2 separate regions of the Homo sapiens genome follow, and region 2 is linked to region 1. Evidence: chromatin contacts called from ENCODE Hi-C or POLR2A ChIA-PET data. All regions are on one chromosome and are shown on one strand. The core of a region is the stretch at or near the end of the contact, and the rest is flanking DNA. Distances in the headings are between cores, read along the strand shown. Region 1 overlaps ENOX1 (ecto-NOX disulfide-thiol exchanger 1). Region 2 overlaps CCDC122 (coiled-coil domain containing 122).

Evidence for each region. Hi-C counts contacts between places; a loop is a spot of excess contacts on that map. ChIA-PET counts read pairs that join two places held with the same protein, here RNA polymerase II (POLR2A). Pooled maps may share reads with other maps.
Region 2: a map of ascending aorta shows a loop between it and region 1 (8-fold over the local background). The contact joins two enhancer-like sites. A Hi-C loop is called at or near these places in 1 of 168 maps with a recorded cell type or tissue (ascending aorta) and 2 of 50 pooled maps. POLR2A ChIA-PET finds 5 or more read pairs at or near these places in 1 of 52 experiments (activated CD4-positive, alpha-beta T cell).

What each region holds. Positions count from the first base shown.
Region 1 is chr13:43,430,388-43,438,265 of GRCh38, forward strand. The region is part of intron 3 of ENOX1 (ecto-NOX disulfide-thiol exchanger 1); the gene reads right to left. Among named protein-coding and RNA genes, the nearest start is that of ENOX1-AS2, 15 kb to the right of the region's middle. Within about 2 kb of position 4,031, at least 3 of the 41 ENCODE cell types and tissues checked have a DNase peak (open chromatin) inside an H3K27ac peak, as active enhancers do.
Region 2 is chr13:43,861,734-43,869,611 of GRCh38, forward strand. It overlaps CCDC122 (coiled-coil domain containing 122), which reads right to left. Exons shown (of 7, transcript NM_144974.5): 3 at 7,598-7,756; 4 at 6,961-7,070. The coding sequence starts at 7,643. Among named protein-coding and RNA genes, the nearest start is that of CCDC122, 14 kb to the right of the region's middle. Within about 2 kb of position 4,323, at least 3 of the 41 ENCODE cell types and tissues checked have a DNase peak (open chromatin) inside an H3K27ac peak, as active enhancers do.

The DNA of each region.
Region 1 (7,878 bases), core at 2,781-5,280:
TACTGAAGCAAAATTGGAAAACTGCAGCATATTTGGTCACAAGGTCTTTCTATTTCCATTCATAATTTCTTTTCTTTATTCCCTCTTTTTTTTTGTTCTTCAGAGAACACCTTTCTTGATATGGGTGTTTTAAAATTCTGATCAGAACTGGCAGTGGGAAAAGAGCTGAGGAAATAACGGAGACTCATACTTATGTGACACATTCACAAACCCTATGAATTTTTAATGAAGGCACAATGTCCACAATTAGATTTGAAATGAGGTTTTCTTTGTAGGCGCTCTTACAGTAAGTGGAGTGCAAGCGAATTTTACTTTATATTCAGTAAATGATACCAAGTGCAAAAAACACTACAATTTAATAGAAAATAAAAACAAATTGTTGATTGTTCATAGCTCCTTTTTCATCTCTTAGATTTACAAAAGTGTAGCAGTTAAAAAAATTGCATTTCGTTTTATTTAAATACCACATGGATGCCAAGGCAACTCAAAGGTATAGAAAGTCATTTTCAGTCATGACCTGAAGCTGTCCTTTTGCATTGTGTGGAGAAGTTTTTGTTTGTTTTAAACTGTAAAAATGACTTCTAAATGTAGATCTTTGGGGAGAAAGATATTAAGCTTCCCTATTTGCAAACTAAGCCATTTCAAATGAACATAAAAAAAAAATCTAATAGTGTAGAAAATAAGGAAATAGAGTGGGCTGATGGCTACTTCGTTTGCATTTTGATTTTAAAGCTTAACTCTTGTCTTCATAGGGCTTAGGTTTTCAGCTTCGCAGAAACAGACACAGTTTCCCATCCTTCTTAGGTGGTTTCCAAAGTCCTTCAGTTTCTGGCTCCTGGTCACCTTGGCAACATCATTTCCTAAAGCTGCTTCTTCTCTTGGAGCTCCCGCAACACAGATGCTTTTACTCTTCCTTGAGCCTAGCAAGTGTGATCTTCTCTTAGTGACTCTGCACTTGTGGTTCCTCCAGGTAACTGCGCAACCACCCTGCTCCCTCACCTGGGCCCTTCTCTGACGAAATGTCATCCCTGACCTCTACCTAAAATAGCAACTGCGTCACCTTCTGTCCTTCTACTAGCCTTATTTTCTTTCTCTCTAGGATTTCTTGGCATCTGAGGTTATATTACATAGTTATTTCTTTGATAAATTAGTCATCCATGAGGGCACACTTATTTTTAACCTTTTAAAAATGTTTTTCTTGGTAAATTGCCATCAGCCAAAACAGTGCCTAGTACTTAGTAGACACACACCCTTCCCTCCCACATACGCAAATTCATTGATTAAATATTATGAGTGGGTGTATATATACATACACACATAAATATGTATAAACACACCGTATTAATCATTACTGTTTGATTTTCTATATTCCTGATGCTTTGACATATGGGTCCTTGCTGACATTGGAGGGATCTCCCCTCCCAGGGCTAGCCAATCCAAGAGAGCAAACGCCTCACCTGGGAGCACACACGTCATAGGCAAACCAACCAATCCAGATCCCAGACCCTCGAACACCTCCTTTACTGGCTCTCAGATGCTGAACCACTATTCCTCTGGCCTAATCACCCCGGAGCCAAGTATAGGCCTTATACCCCAGAGCTTAAATTATTCAAACTAGCCCATCCTACGCCTGTTTATTCCACCTTGCCTTGCCTCCTGTTTTGCAGAAATCACAATAAAGGCGCTCTCACTTCCTCTCCCTTCTGACTGACCCTGGCGCCTCCCTGTGTGGCTCCTCGTTGTGTGGTGTGGCAAGCTTCCTTCTCTTTGGAACTGTGAATAACAAACTATCTTTTCTATGGCAGTCGTCTCCTGATCTGTTGGCCTTACCACACCCTATAATAATAAAAACTGCATTTTCAAATGCAAACAAATAAACACTCAAATAAAATTCACTGTATTTTCAAGGACAATGAAATATAGTAATCGCCAGAAGTTATGATTTTTCTGGACTCATAAGAAATAAAATCAGGCAGGGTACAGTGGCTAACACCTGTAATCCCAGCACTTTGGGAGGCCGAGGCAGGTGGATCAATTTGACGCCAGTTCGAGACCAGCCTGGCCAACATGGTGAAACCCCATCTCTACTAAAAATAGAAAAAAAAATGAGGTGGGCGTGGTGGCGCATGTTTGTAATCCCAGCTCCTTGGGAGGCTGAGGCACGAGAATTGCTTGAGCCTGGGAGGCAGAGGTTGCAGTGAGCTGAGATTGTACCACTGCACTCCAGCCTGGGCAACAGAGTGAGACTCTGTCTCAAAAAATGAATAAATACATAAATAAAAATAGAAAGAAAGAAAATGACTTTGACATTTTAAAGATCTGTGTACAGTTTCAACTCCGTCTCAGCCCTGAGATTCATTTATGAATTGCTTTTGTGGTTATTATTGTTGCTTTCTACTTTCGCCCTTTAAGTTTTTTTGTTTATTTATTTCTTTTTTTTAAGGGGGATTCAGACACTATTACCTCAAAGGAGCAGCGCTGCCTTATTCTTTTTGCTAGATACAAATCGTTAACCCTATTCACCAAACAGCAATTAATTGTCAATAAAACACATCCACACTGTGAACTCTGGTGTCAACGTAGGCTTATCAATTGTAACAACTCTGAGGGGGATGTTGATATGGGGGAGACCATGCATGTCTGAGGTCTGGGGCTATCTCTTAGTCTGTTTAGGGTTGCTATAACAGAATACCCGAGGCCAAGTACTTTATAAAGATTTAGCTCATGGTTCTGCAGGCTGTACAAAAGGCATGGTGCCAACATCTGCTTGGCTTCTGGTGAGGCCGTTTCATGCTGCATCATAGCATGGCAGAGAAAATCAAGGGGGAAGTGAACATGTGTGAAGAGGCAAAACCTCAGGGGCATCCTTTTTATAATAACCCACTCTCATGAGAACATTCCTCAGTGAACTAATCCAGTCTTCCTTGAGCGAGAACTCACTCGCTACTTCAAGAACAACACCAAGCCATTCATGAGGGATCTAATCCCATGACCCAAACACCTCCTATTAGACCCACCTCCCAACACTGTCACACTGGGGATCAAGTTTCAACATGAGTGTTGGTGGGGACAAACTCAAACCATAGCAGATATATGGGAAATTTCTGTACCTTCTGCTCAAAATTGCTGTGAATCTAATAGTGCTCTAAAAGAATTGTCTTAAAAAAATACATACACATATATGTTTATTCTCTTTAAATATAAGAAAATAATAAATCCTATCCATAATTTCCTAAATTATAGTTAGCTCTAAATGTAATAAGAACACATTTCTATGACGTGATGCACTCTGAGTTTTTTCAACACATTTGTTCCTTTTTTATTCCAAAAACTATGGTTCATGTTGTTCCATGGCCAATTTGCCAGATGCTTCAACATTCCCTGCTGGAACGCACCTCAGACAGGGCTAAGTCAGGGCCTTCCAGGGGCATGGCAACCATGAAAACTGATCCTGGGAAACTGACCTTTAATATATTTTCATAGTAAGCTCAGAGGAATGTGCTGGGTGATTACCCATTACTTGTACCTGGTAAGGACACAGGCCTGAAGCTAGAGTCTTTGCACAGTAGAGATGGGCCAGCAAGATATAAAGATGTCCACAGAAGTGGCCAAGGAAACCACTAGAATGCACTGGAGGGAGCCTCAATCCAGTCAGTTGCTAACACTGGCAGTAGGGCCTTCCCTGGGATTTGATAGCCTATGCAGCTGTCTTCATGCAGTTCAGATTCATGCCTCCTTTACTTACCTTACAGAGCTCTTGCCAACATGGTCACCCTGGTGACAACCATGTGCTCTCTAACAGAAATACCTGACCCTGCTCAAGGTATTAGAAACAATAAGAGAATAATTTTTAGGAGACTTGAGAGAGGTCTTAAAACTGTGCTCATATGCTTTTTTTGAAAACATGGTTTTCAAATAAAAGCAAGGGTTGAGACATCCAAGGAGCTAGTCGCTCTCCCTCTAGTCCTTCGGCCTTCCTTTCTGCCTGGTGTTGCACATTGCCTCCCACACGCCAGTGCTCACAGCTGCTCCACTGTGGGTGTGGCTGTTCCTTCTCTTCTCTATGCTTCTCTCTTTTTAGGCTCATATAAAGGCCCACCTCCTCCAAGACACCATGTAAGATCAATTTTCTACAACCACTTGCTCCTCTGAACCCCAGAGTTCCCCAAGGGTGGTATGTCAGAGGATTTAATGTGGGACCCAACACCATTATTTTAATTTTTAATAGCTATATTTGCTTTGAGTCATGTGAAATTGATGTTTCTGTGGATTTAAAAAATGGTCAAATATTGGCAGTTTCATGTAGTTCAACCTAATATGTGTCAGGGAAAAAATATTAAAAGAAAACCAGACATCATTGTTTAGGATGAGGCTAAAATGAGTACTTTATTGAACTGTGTAAAAATGAATAAGTAAATAAACGTTTTGATGGTACAGATACAGCAAAAATTATTAAGCTTGTATCCACTACTGAACCACTGACCAAATGTATTTTGACAATCACTGTTCTACGTGTCCTTTTAACGTGTCTTATTATTGTGTGTGTGTGGTTTTTTTTTTTTTTTTTTTTTTTTTGTATATCTATGTATTTGTGTTTTCTCTTCCATTAGTTTCCTGGATATTTGTACACAAGAGGCAAGGAGAGATTACAAACCTCTTAGCATAATACCCGGCACGCAGAAGACGGACTTGACATAGGGATTTGTCTGGTCACTTATGATGAGATCTTACCAGGAAACACCATTTGTTTTCCTTATGGTCATTCTAAAACTGGAAACTGATGGGCCACGCAATGGAGTATGCCATTCCAGCCAGGAAACCTACAACCTGGAGCAAATGAAAACACAGGACTCCTATGGAGCACTCCACGCTGGGAGCTAACCTCACCACTGGGAAGCATTAAGGGGTAGTGTGGCCTGTTGGTCAGAACATGACCATCTGGACTCATTCTCAGCAGTGTGATTGTACATTACATCCTCCACTTCTCCATTCCAACTGACAATGCCACCAATAGCTGAGAAAGTGGAGGCCATGGGAAGCTGGTACCTACTAGGATATCCTATTGGCTCCTGTCCTCTCTGCCCAGTTACTGACCACGGCACCAAGCTTCAGATTCTGTTTAATACTGTCCTTTACACAATGGTGCCTGGGTCTTTTGAAATGGATAGGGATAATTATGATTCATATGCTTCAAGAAATAAACCACGGTACTCACACAACCTACATATTTCATTTCTATTTTAAAAACACAAAATACTTACATGCTGTTGGTGTTTTGAAAGCTTTTGCCACTTATGCTTTTTTAAATATAATGGTTCAGAAACAAAATTCTGCCTGCTAATCAGTCTTTATTTCCATTCATAAAAAATTATGTCTCCATAATACCTAAGAGGTCAATAACTAGATGTTGAAACAAATAATATTAAAGAAAAATATTTATTGTAGAAGTCTGTGGTTGAGGCAGAAGAAAGGTGTTATTTTCATCTGGGGTATCAAGAAAACACCATGAATGGAGAAGAATATGGTCTGAGTCTCAAAGGATTAAAAAAAAAAAAAAACCAACCTATGTGGGAAGAGAGACAGAGAGAAAGTGCGCAGGCAGCTCAGGCAGGAAATGGTAAACTCAAATGTGTGAAATCGGGAGCGTTGGAGGCTGCTGAAAGGACATAGCTGCCTCTTTACTATTTTACATTTAAGTCAAGTTATTCAGATTATATTGGTCTCTGTATGTATATAATGACAATAGTAGTTTTATTCTCTAAAAAGTTGCTTTGAGAAAAATGTCAAGGGATTTAAATGCATGCTTCCAAAGTACAATGTTTTCCTACATAAAGATGCTGGTTTATCAACTAGAAAACTAAAGTGGGCTTCTTTATAAAAGATAGACTGAAAAGATTAGGAAAGTCTTGACAATATAAACATACATTTACTCACCAACTCATGAAATACTAAAACTAGGTTTTACTGCTCAAAGAAAGCATAAAATAGATCATTTCAGTAGAAAGAAAATAAAGCACATTTTTTACAACATAGAAAGTAATCTCAGAATTCATTAACCAAGAGACCAAAAACAATACCTAAAATATTATATATGTTAAGGGAGCTTTAAATAAAGTCATGGAGAGCAGATTTACAATGCTTTAATTGAACCAGGATAGGAATGGCAGGAGTCTGTTCACAACCTTTCATGGCAGAGAAGAGTTATATAACAGCCTTGATATTGGCCAGCTGCAAAAAAAGTCAATAACAATATGAAGATGACAGGACTTTTGGAAGAAAGTTACTATACAGCTTGGAGTTCATAATATTATGTGAGGATAGAGAACATTAATTCTAATCAGATCCACATCATTATTTACAGAAAACTTTTTTTTTTAAGGTTCAGAGAAAATACAAGTGTGATATAAACACACAGGTATCAGGGCTAATAAGTGTAAGAGAGATTTAGAAAAATAAAATTTTGATTCTATAACTGGATAGTCATAATCCTAGTGAAACAAAAAGAGATGCCACTGTAGAAATCACTATGGCTTACAATAATTTCTCTGATGAATTTTGATTCTAAAATGACAAGTAATAAATGGAACCAAGGACACGAGGGTAAAGACAAACACCAGTGTGTGGGAATAATTCCTAGAAGAATGCTGAAGAGGCCTAAATACAGGACTGGGATCGAACATTTTGAAAAAACATACCAAAGGGATGTTTATAGAACATATTTTTTAAAGTCTTCAAAAGAAGAACAAGGAAAAATAGCAATACTTTTGGGGAAGGCCATTAACAATAAATAGCAAAGATGACAGAACTGTTCAACTCCCATTTTGTGAATCCACCCCTGCAAGCAAAATAATCCGCACATTGGGAAGGGTAGAATAAACAAAATACGCATGGAATTTCAGCCTGACGTGGTGATGGGGGGATTTACTCACCAACCCAGAGCTAGCATCAGACATTCACAGAACAAGCCAGTAAGACCCAATCCTGCAACCAACATAATATGACACTAGGTTAAATGCTTCCACTTTCCTTTCCCGAAAATCTGAGCTTGTGGCAACTTTATCGGGATTCAATCATTTGACCTTGAGAACTTAGTGCAACTATGGAAATGACCCATAATGACTACCGGAATTCCAAAGAGTTGGTGCCAGTTTTAGAATGACAACTTACTAGGTTTGTGACCTGGGGCAAAAGATACAGGATGAGACTGATTTTCACATATTAGAAGTAAAGCGGATATAGAAGGTGAACTAGATTAGTTAAGCAATACGCCAAAGAATGGACTTAGTGCCAATGGTTAGGGTTTATGGCGGACCGATTTCAGGGTCATCCATTCTTTTTCCCATTCATTCAGTGAATATTTAGTAACTTCCACTGTGTGCAGCACCATTTTAAATTCTAGGTGAACAAGAAACTCACTCCAAAGAAGGGAGACCTGGAAAAATAGGTCAGTATAAAGCAGATAAATGGGTAAATGCATTAAAACGCAGGTTAACAGAAACAACACAGAAGAAAAAACAATTAACTTTGAAGGTAATTTTAGATTTTCTCCAAGGTTAAATAGAGGAAAAAATTGGTGGGGAGGGATAATAAAACACCTTAAAATGTGTTTCAGGCATGACAACACTATGATCAAAAATACTTCTGTGTGAAAAGTATGTGGCATGATACAGAAAATGAGTATTTTTGTTTGGCTGTAGTTTAAAGGGAACATGGTGAAAAAGTGGAGAACGATGCTAACAATGTAGGCAGGGGTCATGCTAAGGAGTTTAATTCCTACAGGCAATGGAGACCAAATGGAATATTTTAAATGGGGAGTGACAGGGTCAAATTTGTAATTTAGAGCAATAATTCTTAGAGAAGTACAGAGTAAGCTCTACA
Region 2 (7,878 bases), core at 3,073-5,572, 430 kb after region 1:
GTTTCAAATGCTCACTTGACATTTTTATATGTATGTTTACCAGACATCTCAACTATACATATTCAGAAAAAAAGTTTAATTTACACACCAAACATATTCCTCCCCCAGACTTTCTGATTTCAATAAACTGTACCACTTTCCACCTGGATACTCAAAAGCCTAGAAATCATTCTTGATTCTTCCCTTTCCCTTACCCCCACAACCTATTTCTCATCAAATCCTGATGGTTGGGCCTCCAAAATAAAATCCCCAATGCACTTCTGACCAGTCTTTGTAGTGTGACCTAATGTCTAACTCATCTCCCTATTTCCGTTCCTCCCCACTCCCCCAACTAGTCTGTGTATATCAGGCAGAAGAATCTTTTCAAAACATAAATCATATCATGTTATTTCCCTGCTCAACATCCTCCAGTGGTTTCCCATTGCATTAATAAAAAATTTCAAATTCCTGAAAGTGTTTTATAAGCCATATATGCCCTAGTGCCTATCTACTTTGCTATGCTTCTCATCTACTACTCTCCCTTTTTCCAGTCTCCTTTGTGTTGATTAAATATGTATAGTTCCTTCCGACCTAACGGCTTTTTAAATTATTGTTTGGTCTACTTTAAAATTCTCTACCCCTGGCTATTATCTGTTGGGTCTTTGTCTTTCACAATTCAGTATTATTATTATGTCTCAGAAGAGTCTTCCCTAAATCAAAATATAAATGAACCAACCACTATTCCACTCCTCCTCTAGTTACTCTCTACACATTACCCCATTGTATTTCCTTTGTAATACATCAATCTTTGAATTATCTTTATTTTGTTAATTTATTGCTTGCTTCCCCTGACTAGAAAGTAAGCTCTGTGGCTACAGGAACCATGTCTGTCTTCATTACCACCATCTTCCCACTGCTTAAAACAGTAACTGACACAAAGTAGGTGCTCAATAAATAAATAAATTCATTCAATAAATGAGTGAATGACTGATGCACAACCAATGGTCAGGAAAGGGACATATGCCCTGCTGGTTACATCAGGCTATCTATCAACTCTATTGGTCAATAGAAGAAGTATATTGACCCATACAATTTGGTTATCATCTCTTCTCTTTCTTGGACTAATGTAATTGACTATTAATTTTTCTTATTGGCTTTAGTTTCTTTTGCCTTTAATCCATTTCTGCCCTTACATGAGAATTACGTTATTTTTTTCTTCTCCCTCTCTTCTTTAATCTCCTCTGCCTCTTTTCCTCCCTCTTCCTCTTCATCCTTTTCCCCTTCTTCTCTCTCCTTTTTAAACTTACAGCTTTATCGAAGCAAAATTAATATAAATACATATTCGAACTTTACAATTTGATGAATTTTGACCTTCTTGTGCTCATAAGACCATCACCACAACTAAGATAATAAACGTAGTCATTATTCAAAAAAGTTTTCTCCTGATACTCTGTAAATTCATTCCTCCCTTTCCATCTCTCCATTCCTAGGAAACCACTGATCTGCCTTCCTTCTCTAAAGATTAGTTTGCTTTTCACTAATTTTATATAAATAGAATCATTTAATACATAATTTTAAGTCTTATTTCAATAAGCATAATTATTTCAAGATTCATCCATGTTGTTGTATATATCAATAATTCTTCATTTTTATTGCTAAGTAGTATTCCGTTGTATGGATATACCATATTAGTTTATTAGTTCATCTAACTGATGGGCATTTGGGTTGTTTCCAGTTTTCCAGTGGGCATACACATTTATTTCTCTTGGGTAAATACCTAAAAGTTAAATGGCTAGATTATACAGTAGGGATAGGTTTAACTTTTCAAGAAAGTATAAACTGTTTTCCTAAGTGGTTGTGTCATTTTACAGTCCATCTAACAGGTCTGAGAGTTCCAGGCCTTCCATATCTGCAACAACATTTGTTATGGTCAGTCTTTTTAAACTTAGCCATTCTAGTGGGTTGTGTGTGTGTGTGTGTGTGTGTGTGTGCCTGTGTGTGTGGATATTATAGTGGAAATTTAAGTATACTGTTAGATGTGTTTTCAAATATTCTCTCCTAGTCTGTGACAACCCAAATGGCCAAAGGGCCCCACCAAGAATACCTTAGTTTGTTTTCATAATAGTGTATATTGAAGAGCAAGTTTAAAAATTTTTTTGGATGAAATTCATCAAAATTTTTATGTCATATTAAAGAAATCATTGCCAAGCCCAACATCAATAAGTTTTTCTATGTTTTCTTCCAGATATTTTTTGTTTTAACTCTTAACATTCAGGCCTTTGATTCATTTTGAGTTAATTTTTGTATATGGTTTGAGGTGAAATTTGAGGTTCAGAATTTTTTTTGCATGAAAATATCCAATTGTTCTTCTACCATTTCATGAAAAGATTATCCTTCTCTACTGAATTGCTTTGGTACGTCTTCAAAAATCAATTGATATGTGTGGGGCTATTTCTGGGCACTTTAGTTTGTTCCATGGATCTATATGTCTAGCTATATCATATTATCCTGATTACTATGCCCTATAATAAATATTAAAATCAGGTAGTGTGGTAACATGGAAAGATATTTGGTCTTTGTTCCCAGTTATTGGTACAGAGCTCCTAAAACTCTTGTGTATTAGTCCATTCTGTGTTGCTAAAATAAATTCCTGAGTCTGGGTAATTTATTCAAAAAAGGTTTATTTGGCCCATGATTCTGATGGCTGGAAAGTTCAAGACTGGGCATCTACATCTAGTGAGGGCCTCAGGCTGCTTCTACTCATGGTAGAAGGTGAAGAGGAGCTGGCCTTTGCAGCAGTCACATGGTGGGAAAGAAAGCAAGAGAGGGAGCCGGGAGGCGCCAGGCTCTTTTTAACAACAAGCTCTCAGGGGAACTAATAGAATGAGAACTCCTTTGCTCCCAAAGGAGGGCATTAATCTATTCATGACAGGATCTGCCTCCATGACCCAAACACCTCCCACTGGGCCCCATCTCCAACACTAGGGATTAACTTCCAACATGAGGGTTGGAGGGGACAAACATCCAAACCATAGGACCTTGGGATTTCCTAAGTGACAAGGGTGATAGGATGATCTTTTGTTCGAATGAATTAATTCTTGGTGGGTCTCTACATAGTTTAGGATGGGGGCTGGCTGTCAAAAAGCCCAAGCCTTGATTAGAAGACTGAAACTTTTAGCCCCATTTCCCCAGTCTTCTGGGAGGAAAGAGGGGCTGGAGATTGAGTTAATAATGTGATGAAACCTCCATAGGAAACCTTAAACTATGCGGGGTTGAGAGAGCTTCTGGGTTGGTATAAACATATTGAGGTGCTGGAAGAGTGGAGCGCCCAGAGACAGCATAGAAGCTCCTTGCAGGCCCCCTCCCACATACCTATCCCCACGCATCATCTCTTCCATTTGGCTATTCCTGAGTTGTGTCCTTTATAATAAATGGGTAATAGGTGCTTTCCTGAGTTCTGTGAGTCATTCTAAAAATGCTCAAACCTGGTGAGGGGTGCGGGGAAAGTATGGGAGTAGGTTGTGAGAACCTCTGATTTTATAGCCAGTTGATCAGAAGTATGGGTGGCCTGGGACTTGTGATTGGCACATGAAGCAGGGGCAGTCTTATGGGACTGAGCCCTTTAACTTGTGGGATCTGATGCTAATTCCAGGTAGATACAGTACTCCCTCCTTATCCAAGGGGAATATGTTCCAAGACCTCCGTGGACGTCTGAAACCATGGACAGTACTGAACTCTATATACACTATGTTTTTTTTTCCTATACATATATACCTATGATAAAGTTTAATATATAAATTAGGCACAATAAGAGAATAACAATAACAACAAAATAATTATAACGATATACTATAATAAAAGTTATGTGAATGTGGTCTCTCTCTCCTATCTTATTGTACTGTACTCAACATGCCCAGCTGTTTTGTATTTTTAGTAGAGACAGGGTTTCACCATGTTGGCCAGGCTGGTCTCGAACTCCCGACCTCAAGTTATCCATCTGCCTCGGCCTCCCAAAGTGCTGGGATTAGACGTGAGCCACCACGCCCAGCCAGGAATTTATTTTTTCTTCTTTACAACTTCACAGATGGATGATTTGTCCTTACCATAGATCTTAGCAACTTCAGTGTATGATTTTTTTCTTTCCTTTAAGTTAAGAACTTTCACCTTCTCACTTAAAGTAAGTACTTTACAGCTTCTCTGTGGCATATGTGAATTGCCAGCATCACTACGCTGATACTTTGGGGCCATTAAGTAAAATAAGGTTTAGTTGAACATAAGCACTGTGATACTGCCACAATCAATCTGATAACTGAGACGACTACTAAGTGACTAATGAATGGGTAGCTCATATGGCATAGATGTGCTGGACAAAAGGACGACTCACATCCCAGGCAGGATGGAGCAGGACAATGCGAGATTTCATCATGCTACTCAGAATGACTTGCAATTTTAAATTTACAAATTGTTTATTTCTGTAATCTTCCATTTAATACTTTTAGAATGCAGCTCACTGTGGGTAACTGAAACTGCAAAAACAAAACTGCAAATAAGGGAAAACTGTTGTAGTGTCAGAACTGAATCAAATCATTGGACACCAAGTTGGCATCCAGAGAATCAGAAAATTGGTTGTTAGTGTTAGAAAATGTCCCAGGTAGTATAAGATTTCCAACACTTTTCTTCTTCAAAATTGTTTTGGATATTCTAGGTCCTTTAAATTTCCATATGACTTTTAGAATTAGCCTATGTATTTCTCTCCCAAAAGCCTGCTGAAATTTTGACTGGGACTGCATTTCATGTATAAATAAAATTGAGAGAACTAACATATTAGCAATACTGAGTCTTCTGTTTCATAAAAATGATATACCTCTATATTTAAGTCTTCTTTAATTTTTCTCACCAATGTTTTACAGTGTTCAGCATACTGGTCTTGTAAACCTTTTGTCAAATTTGCCCCTAAGTATTGAATGGTTTCGATGGCATTGTAAGTAGTATTGCTTTTGAAGTTTTAATTTCTGATTTTCTCTTGCCAATGTGCAGAAATACAATATATTTTTGTATATTAATCTTATGCCCTGCAATCTTTCTAAACTCACTTATTAGTTCTAATAGCTTTTTATAGCTTCCTTGGGATTTTCTTTAAAAAAAAATGCCATCTGTGAATAAAAACAGATTTACTTCTTTCTTTCTAAACTGGATGAGTTTTATTTCTTTTTCTTGCATAGCTGTACTGGCCTGAACTACCAGTACCATCCTGAATAGAAGTAAGAGGAGACATCTTTTTCTTTTTCCTGATCTTAGGAGAAAAACATTCATTATTTCACCATTAAGTATGTGGCTGGTTGTAGAATTTATGTAGATGTTCTTCCTTAGACCAAGGAAGTTCCCTTTTATTTCCAGTTAGCTGAGAGTTATCATGAATGGATACTGGATTATAATAAGTGCTTTTTATGTATCTAGAATTCTTTCTAAAATATAAATTTAATATTTGTTTCTTGCTTAAAATCTGTCAAATGCTCATCAACTTTAGAATAAAGTTGAAGTTTCTTATCGTGGTATAAATCTTCCATGATTTTTCAAAACATACTGTAATTTACATTACCATCAAACTATTTATGGTTCTAGGAATGTACCAATGCTATTTCAGGCCTCTGCAAATGTCCTCTGTGAATATCCTCAGGTTCTTTTTATTTTGAATATTATCTTCCTTACTCCCTAACCTTTAAACCTGTCCTAGACACCTAATCATTCAGATGAACTCCAGCTGCCATTTAAAACTCAACTGAAACATCATTTCTTTTGTGATCACTCTTTCTCTAGTGTTAAATCTGTGTTGTGTTCATGCCTCTACCATTGACACTACTACTCTACATGTAATTATTTGTTTACTTCTTTCTCTTCCCAATAGATGGTAAGTAACATAAGAGTGAGGACAATGTTCAGCAAAATGCTTAACACAAAGTAGGCTCTCAATATAAATGGAATAAAGTCTATGAAACTCTTTGAAGACTGAAAAGTTTTACAAAAAATTTCTTTACAAAAATATGACATTATTTTTTGAATTATATTCTACTGTATAGATGTATTCTTTTCTAGAAGTGACTAACATAATACAAGTATTTATAAGAAATCCATATCACCATGATAATACAATTATTGTCATCATATATCTACTGATGCACTTAAAACCAGTGATACTTAAAGCCAATGTCAAATAGGGCCCTACCAGTACCATGTCCACCTGGTCCCCACCAAACACATTAACTCATTTAATCCTCATGAAAAGCTTATGGGCACGTCCTATTGTTATCTCTGTTTTACAACTAAGGAAACAGGAGCACAACAAATTCACGGAACAAAAAGTAGTAAATTTGGCCTTTTGAACTAGGCAGTTCAGCTCCTGAGCCTACTCTTCTCATTTCTATGATATATTTAATAACAATCGTTACAGAGCACAAGATACTGTTTTCATTTTCATTTCTTTAGTCATATTCACATAGTATAGTTATATCTAATTACGTTGCATGCGAAGACCAAGTATGGCTCCCAAATTCCCTGCAGTAGGATTATCAATATATTTAAAAAGGAAAGGAACATAGAGGGAGGCTACTTGAAATGTTCACTGACAGCAAGTAACTCACAATCCATAGCTTTACAAACACTGGCTTAAAACTTAACCTTCCTTCAATTCAGCATTTTAGGAAACACTATCAAATAAGGGAATGTAAAATAATTCTATCTAACATGTTAGGTTTTATATGCTTATCCTACAGTTGCAATGACATTGTTGAATCTTTATATGTTGGGAGTGTAAAATTTTCCATAAAACTGGAATAGCCATGTAAACCTTACTTAGGGAGAACAGAATAATTGACAGAGAATAACTTTAAAAGTGACTCCCAATAATAAGTATTTTTAATAATCTCCTGGTCATTTACTTTTGAAGAAAGTAAAGACATTTAAAAGACTATATAAAGAAGTTACCTTCAAATTGAACAGAACCTTTTTGTTTTTTTCTATCTCTGATGCTTGTGATTGTTGTTGCTTTGCAACTTTCTCTACAGCATCAGCTAATGAACTTGTGTCTTGGTTATCTACAATTAGACAAAAGAATAAAGTATATAATAAAAATTAAAATACAGCCATTTTAAGAAAGTTATGTTTCTTTACTCAAAATCATGAAATATTTGATACTTTTTCCTTCTAAACTAAATTTAGAATTAGTAATTTTCCCTTGCTGATATAAACAAAACCAAAAGTAAAGGCAACAATAATAGGCAATTCAAAGTTGCCTACTGCAATGTCATACCCGTTCCTCTACGGAACAGTATAAATATTTTGATTGTCCTAATTTTTTTTATCCAGACCACTTGCACATATACTATAATTATAGTGCTACCATAACAACTCTATAGCAATTAGAGTTGATGCATTTTCATTGTAGGTCTGTATTTTCAGGTTGATATGCCTTTGCTAAACACTGTATATGTTTGTCCCAGCTAAATGTAACTGCTTCCATCTATTCTAATTTGCTATCAATTTTAACACAATTATCCTGCCAGACTACTTTTTTGTTGTTGCTGATCTTTTAATTATTTATTTCTTAAGACTGTTTCATTACCTTCTTTAGGAAATCCTTGACTCTTCCTTTCTTTGTTGTCTGACATTTTCTGTGTCTGTAATCTCTTTTCCCCTTTTTGATTTACCTTCTTTACTCCTACTCAATAATCTATATTGATAATCTTTCACTTTTGTTTTTTCCTGTTGTATATTGGTGATCCTGAAAGGTAAATTAATTGTCAAACATGTCACAGGGATGTCAATGACATTTTATCATTAGTGCCAAGAATTAGAATACAATGGTTAAGTGATTTTGGAATGAAAGTAGAACTGCATTTGTAT